Linked DNA regions of Homo sapiens: region 2 is linked to region 1. The links are chromatin contacts, found by Hi-C or POLR2A ChIA-PET in ENCODE. All regions are on one chromosome and are shown on one strand. Each heading gives the region's core, a stretch centred on a gene start or an enhancer-like site at or near the end of the contact. The rest is flanking DNA. Distances are from core to core; before and after follow the strand shown.

The links. Hi-C counts contacts between places; a loop is a spot of excess contacts on that map. ChIA-PET counts read pairs that join two places held with the same protein, here RNA polymerase II (POLR2A). Pooled maps may share reads with other maps.
Region 2: a loop to region 1 is called in a map of endothelial cell of umbilical vein, with 13 times the contacts of the local background. The contact joins two enhancer-like sites. A Hi-C loop is called at or near these places in 3 of 168 maps with a recorded cell type or tissue (endothelial cell of umbilical vein, heart right ventricle and vagina), 2 of 37 single-sample maps with no recorded cell type and 3 of 50 pooled maps. POLR2A ChIA-PET finds 5 or more read pairs at or near these places in 3 of 52 experiments (OCI-LY7, WTC11 and activated B cell).

What each region holds. Positions count from the first base shown.
Region 1 is chr13:40,081,446-40,084,977 of GRCh38, forward strand. It overlaps LOC124903162, which reads right to left. Exons shown (of 5, transcript XM_047430821.1): 5 at 1-871. The coding sequence ends at 806. Among named protein-coding and RNA genes, the nearest start is that of LINC00332, 99 kb to the right of the region's middle. Within about 2 kb of position 1,431, at least 2 of the 41 ENCODE cell types and tissues checked have a DNase peak (open chromatin) inside an H3K27ac peak, as active enhancers do; they include endothelial cell of umbilical vein, where a contact is called at or near this core.
Region 2 is chr13:40,443,563-40,447,014 of GRCh38, forward strand. The region is part of intron 6 of LINC00598 (long intergenic non-protein coding RNA 598); the gene reads right to left. Among named protein-coding and RNA genes, the nearest start is that of LINC00598, 36 kb to the right of the region's middle. RefSeq lists enhancers at 1,989-2,288, 2,098-2,703. Within about 2 kb of position 2,074, at least 13 of the 41 ENCODE cell types and tissues checked have a DNase peak (open chromatin) inside an H3K27ac peak, as active enhancers do; they include endothelial cell of umbilical vein, where a contact is called at or near this core.

The DNA of each region.
Region 1 (3,532 bases), core at 181-2,680:
TAAAAATACAAAAAAATTAGCCAGGCGTGGTGGCAGGCACCTGTAGTCCCAGCTACTCGGGAGGCTGAGGCAGGAGAATGGCGCTAACCCAGGAGGCGGAGCTTGCAGTGAGCCAAGATTGCGCCACTGCACTCCAACCTGGGCAACAGAGCAAGACTCCGTCTCAAAAAAAAAAAAAGATAAATTTCTTTTTGTAAAAAGAAGAAAAAATGCAAATGGCTAAGTGAGATTATACTATTCTTAACCCCTAAAAGTGTTCAGGTAGGTGTTTTTAGTTGAGAATGATTAAGTTGATAGCTAAGTGTGGGTTAGGATTGGGCAACATCTGCCCAGCAGGGCCAGCTGATTGTTGTTCTGAGAGACCACAGAGACCCTCGTGGGAACAGCATTTCTAACTTGATTTCTAGAATTTGTTGATGGCATAGTTTGGGATGGCAAAGGATGGGTAGGGTAAAAGCCAGAATTGGTGCTTATGGGCACAAGTCCCTAGTGGTTCTCCTCCAGGGCAAAGGGCAGATGTCTGAATGACCTGTGGCCAGAAATATGAGGTGATGCACACGCAGTTTCCAAGTGCTCCACACAGCATCATGCTGAATGCTCCTAAGAACTTTTCACGCCAGGAGCCACCATTCCTGTTGTGTAGGTGACTGAACTGAGGTGGAGGGGAGGTGACTTAGCCAGATCACAGTGAGGAAATGGACTGGAGGCTGGGCCACAGGGCTCCTGAGTTCACGCTTGTTTGCTTGTTTGTTTGTTGATGCTGGTGGTGGTGATGGTGGTGGTGTTCAAATGACATCAAAGCTCTTCATCCTTGATGTGAGTCCATCATCAAAATTTTGAAAAACACCAGACAGAAAAAGATTTTCTCTCCCTGCAAACATAAACACAGGAGTGATTTATAAAAAAATAAAATAAAAGACAAAACAAAGGTCAGAATTTTGTCCAGAATAGTCAGGCTATGGTGACATGAAACCAAGCAGCTGACTTACTAATACAATGGTGTATTTCAGAGGAGCATTTGGGTATGTTGACTACACAACTGAAAACACCTGGATATTTTGTTTTGAGATTAACTGCATGATATCGTCCATGTTGGTCAGGTATCCAGGAATGATTGATTGACACCCTCCCAAGTGAAGACACGGGGCAGTTGAGCACTCCCTGGGCAATTCAGCATCTCACAGAGTTCTGTTGTTATATCTGAAATCACTAGACTCTCCCACACAAAAGAATGGGCAATAAATCAAACCTTTCATACGTCTTCCTGGTACTGAAAAGCCCACTGCTATACTGCACAAGAAACATAGATTGTGGAATGTTTTTCGGTTGGCATAGGAACAGCCTTGGAAATGTTCAGACCAGAAGGGTCAGAATGTTAGGAAGTTTGCAGCAGGAAAAATTCCTGCTGTGACCATGATAAGTTAAATATCCTGACTAGACTCTCTCTTCTCTTTCTGGCACATGGCCTAGCCGAAAGAGCGCCTCGTGTGGTTCTGTAATAGTCACACAAAACAAAATGGACCGCATCCTCCCAAGGCACCCTTGCCCGCAGACCTTTCGAGGCCCTGAAGTGCCTGTATGGGAAACTGAGGCCCAGAAATATGGAGTGCAGGGTTAGTGAGCCTAGAGAGAACATGGAAGTGGGGATGGGACAAGTGCTGTGTGTGCACCATGACATATCACACTGAGTTCCCCTTCTCAGGCCCTGTGTCCGAAAGAGAGCAAGGAGTTTAGAGCTGGCTGAATCCCAACTTGCTGCTACTCCCTGCACTCTGATGATGACAGTGACCCTACCCTGGCACAAACCTCAAGTTTCCTTAGAACCCACTGGCAAGTGGCTCACCTCTTTAGGATGAAGTGAAGAGTATTTCAAATGTCTCTCTTCTCTTTCTCCCTGGAGGTCTGGGAGGGCGTAGGTGGGAAGGTAGGGGAGAGATGGGATAGAGAGGGGCACCAGTGAGGCAGCACAACAGTGGATGAAAGAGAATAAGCAAAAGCCCTCAAGCCCCAGTGTCTTAGAGGACTCTAAACACAGTAATTATACATGTCCATGCCACCTGCAGTCAACCTTTCACAATCTCCTGAACCTCTCTTGGAGCAAACACAGCTTGTGAAAATCTGGATGTTCATGGAAGAGAAATTATGGACTTATATTCCACTAGCAACGATGATACTTTGAAAGTACTCATAAATACCTTCATTAAATGGTCAGCTTTTTTTGTAGTACACTTTAAATATGACTTGATTTCTAAAAATGTGATTTTCCCATAGCTCTTTGAGACCACACCTATTGCATAAACTGAGTCATGCCTGCAATAAAGTCAAGGTTTCCAGAGAAGGACATTCTCCATTTCTTCCACCATTTACCCTAATACTTGGGATTAATGCAGAAGCAGTGAACACGAGAGCTAGGCTGAGCAGAGCAAAGACCTCTGCCTCAAGCCACAGTGGAACCGTTTTGAGCATTATTCTTTGCCAGATTTACAGGGTGACAATAAAGCTTTCTCTGGGCCAGAGTTGTCCTGTGCTAGCATAGAAGGCAGCCTCCCAAGTTACATGGAAAAGGGGGAGAGAGGAAAGAGAAAGTGAAATGGATGAGCTTCCTGATGACTTTATTTTCCATGGTTCTGGGTTTTATGGGGCCAAAGGGAATGGAGTGCATAAGCTATGAGTGAAATGAAGCAATCCAATTGCCTTTCTGACTATATGTTTTTAATCCTGTCTCTCAAGTAGCAGCCAGTTTAACCTTTGAGCATGCCTGTGCCCAATCTGAGTGTTACACTAAGAATCACTTGACTTGGCCCAAAGCTATTTACCGCATTAAAATCACAGTGAATTCTGTAGAAATGATCAGCCAGGAATGGGCTTAGAATCATGGAAACTGCTTCAAGCATAACAGCCACTCATTCAATCAACCAGTGTTTATTGAGCACCTACTGGGTGACATTTTCTACATCAGGCAGCAAGGAACCCACTATGAATATATCCTGGATCTTGGCCTTAAAGAGTCTACAATCAAGTCAGAAGACACATACATACCCACATGGCCCAGAGCTATGTGAGTAAGACTTAAAACGGGGGAATAAAGCAACATGAAGGTAAGGGCGGTCCCAGTGACCTGTAAGTGGGAGTTGCTCTGGTCAGGGGAGGATATCCCCAGAGGATGGTGCTTGATAGAGTGCTGATAATGAGCAGAAAGCGATGCGGTGCCCTCACCATCCTGATTCAGCCACTCCAATGACTCCAGAACCAGGAGTCCCTTCTTCAGGACATTTTTGCCTCGAGGAATTCTCAACCCAAAAAGCAATGGATTTTCTATCAGGAAGGCTGCCAACTTAATTTTTTCCATGAAAATATATACACTCACACACATGCATGCACTTGCCCTTCTCGGTCTTGTCAGATTGATGGCAATTATTTCTTTTGTTCTATCTTCCCAGGTCAGGGAGGCATTCAGATCTAAATTCCAAAGGTGAATAGAGAGCAAATGTACCTCATTTTTGTGATTTCAAGCACTCTTGGGAAAGATTTA
Region 2 (3,452 bases), core at 824-3,323, 360 kb after region 1:
TCCTGATTCCCTGAGGACAAACCCAGTTCACAGCACCCATCACAGAATTAACTGACGTGAACACAGCCCCTCATATTTTCCACTTCTACTGAGAACCATGAAGTTGAACCCAAGTGGGTGCCTGGTGTATCATTTAGGGCCAGTTTCATGAAAGTAAAAAACATATGCCAAGAAAGGGGCTGTGCTGTTCCTGGTTGAAGGAGTAGGATAAGCAAGGGACCTAGTGCTGCAGTCAGGGTAGGCCTTTTGTCTCTTTGTCGGCCTCTGGTTATCTGGTGACTTCCAATGATGTGCTTGCAGGGGAAGGGTGAGCAGGGACTGTTTATGGAAGGTGGCACAGCCCAGGGAGTCTCACACATTTGCATAGATGTACCCCAAGCAGAGGGAACTGTCCACAGTAAATGCTGTGTGAATGCTGTCACTTGGAAAGGAGGGACTTCAAACCAAGTAGCTGCCGTAGGACCATGTTCACGTTCAAAGATGGTTTTAGAACCAGCTGAAAATTTTGCTTTTGGCACCCTCAGTGAGAGCACGTTTAAATAATCTCTCATTAGTTGAAGCCTGAAACCATCAGGAAAAAAGCAGATTTTTGATAAAAATCCAATAATTAAACCTTGACACAGGCTCAGAAATTCCCAGGCCCAAGCCCTCTGTGTTTTATAACATTATTTCACGATGTGAAAGATACCATCTGAATAAATGCCTTCTGCTTCTACACTTTAACTTTTTGTCACTGATAAGTTCATTCAAAAAGCACAACAACTCTCTAAAGGTTGACTCTAATAATAAATGGATCTCTTTTCTCTTATCTCTTCTCCCCGTGTAATTGTGTGCTTCATTCTCGAGCTGTCTTCAACATGAATAACTCTACTTACTTCAGCAAAGGTCCCCAAACATCACTCCAGGAGGCTGGAGAAAGGTCATAAGTACCCTTCATTCCCAGACACTAATTTTTCTTTTCTTTCATATTAAAGAAAAAAAAAATCCCAGCTCGGGATTGTTCAGCCTCCAGATAAGAAGAAAAAAAGTGACTATTCATTACACATATCTAAATTTGGACTATAAATTTAATAATTGTAATGTTGTTTTTATTTTTAAGCTTTTTCTTGTCTGGGTCTAAATCCTAGGAGTGAGTTTGATATTTCAAATCCCTCAATTTCTAAAATCTCTACTGTCTTATTCCAAATCAAGTGTTCAAGTTAATTATATCCCCTAGCTCCCATTAAACAGGAGAAATTCTTCAGAGAGAGTGTTATTTGAATAAAACTTCTTGGAATTGTTTAGTTGGAAGTATTGTCCTGGGCCCCGTGAGAAGAGGCACATGCATGTTAGGAAATGTGGCTGTCCAGAGCTTATGTAATTATTCAGTAATCTGTATACCACATTACCAAAATGCCATATCTGCCTCAAAGGCTAACATGTGAAAGTTTAATCAGCACAGAAAATGGACTTTAAAAATTTCAACATAGATTCTGAGCAAGGTGAAGGGGACTGTGAAGACAGTGAATTCTAGATTCCTTCAACACTCCCATATGGGAAATCGAGTGGGATGGAGAAGACCTCATTTCAAAAGGAACGTTGTACATTTACTCACTGTTAAATATAAGGGCAGTTACTTCTATTCAAACTCAACAAAAGTTAAGTGTTTCTTGCCTTTAATCAATGAAATATATAAAAATAGAGATTTAGAGTTGCAGAACTTCAAGTGACAGAGACCACGGGGCATTGAGTTCAGAAGCCACTTCTGGGCCAGACGTCCCATCCCAGTGTCCCTGGGTGTGACCCCTGCTCTTCTGTGTAAATCCCTCCGGGAAAGATGACCTGACTCCACACTTGGACCCAGCCTGGCCCAGTGTGGGCATCACCTCTGGCCAGGAGAAGACTTAAGTGGTATAAACGGGGTGAGGGGCTCATCATAGAAGCTGTGGGGCAGGCCATGTGCAGTGGCTCACACCTGTAATCCCAGATTACAGGCTCATGAGGGCTGGTTACGTTTTCACTGATCCTGTTTAGACTTTGAGGAGAAAGGCATGCTTCACCAAGCACTACCTTGTGAGCAGCTGGGGGGAAGCCCTGACAAGTCTCACTTCCTTCCAGCAACAACTCTCCCACATTGTTCTCGCCATTGTCTACGCTTCCCCGTTGTTAGTCATTCTGTGAGTCAAGAGCTGGCCTCGGCCAGCTGCAGGCACGCTTGGCTGCCCCGCTGCATGAGGGGCCAATGTCACTCCCTCCCGGGCTCTACGAGGCCAGGTCTGCAGCCAGCAAGCCACAAGGGACCTCCCGAGCCACCTGTTATTGTGACCATGCGTGGCCCAGTTTGTTTTGATTAGAGCGTTCCAAAGAGGAAATAAAGCCTATATTTATATTTTTATTTTAAAAAGGCAGGGCCACTTGGGAGGCCAAGGCTGGTGGATCACCTGAGGTCAGGAGTTTGAGACCAGCCTGGCCATCATGGTGAAACCCCGTCTCTACTAAAAATAAAATAAAAAATTAGCCGGGCATGGTGGTGGGTGCCTGTAATCCCAGCTACTGGGGAGGCTTAAGCAGGAGAATCACTTGAACCCAGAAACTGAGGTTGCAGTGAGCCAAGATCACGCCACTGCACTCCAGCCTGGGTGACAGAACAAAACTCCGTCTCAGAAAAAAAAAAAAAGAGAAAGAAAGAAAGAAAGAAAGAAAGAAAGAAAGAAAGAAAGAAAGAAAGAAAGAAAGAAAGAAAGAAAGAAAAAAGGTAGGGCCACTTGCCCAGTGCCCTCTTGAATATTTGGAATTCACAGACCTCTTCCTCAAACCCATGGAGATTTGCATGAAGAGCACTTTGCCCATAGTAATGTGATCTCCCAGTTAAGGGAGGCAAAATATTGAGTTGGTTGGCAGCTTTTCCCAAGTTCCTCCATCAGCTGGGAGGGAATGATCTAAGAGGAACAGTGGGTAATTCAAATACCTTAGGGTATTCTACATAATGGAAGAGAAGAGAAAAACCAAACAAACTTTTGTGAGCACATGTAACACAGACATTCCAGGGCATTCATGAGTGGTGACGTTATGGGTTGAAGTGTGTCCCCGCCAAAAACATATGCTGGATGGAGTACTATCTCCCAGTACCTCAGAATGTGATCTTATTTGGAGATAAGATCTTTACAGAGGAAATCATTAGGGTAGGACCTAGTCCAATATGACCAGTGTCCTTATAAAAAAGGGAAATTTGGAAACACAGGGAGAACATCCTGTGAAGATGAGGGCAGAGATCTACAAGCCAAGAAATGCCAAAAATTGCAGCAAATCCCCAGGAGCTGGGAAAGAGGCATGGAACCGATTCTTCCTCACAGCCCTTAGAAGAAACCAACCCTGGCAGGGTGTGGTGGCTCATGCCTGTAATCCTAGCACTTTGGGAGGCTGAGGTGGGTGAAGCACTTGAGGTCAGGAGTTCAAGAGCAGCCTGGCCCACA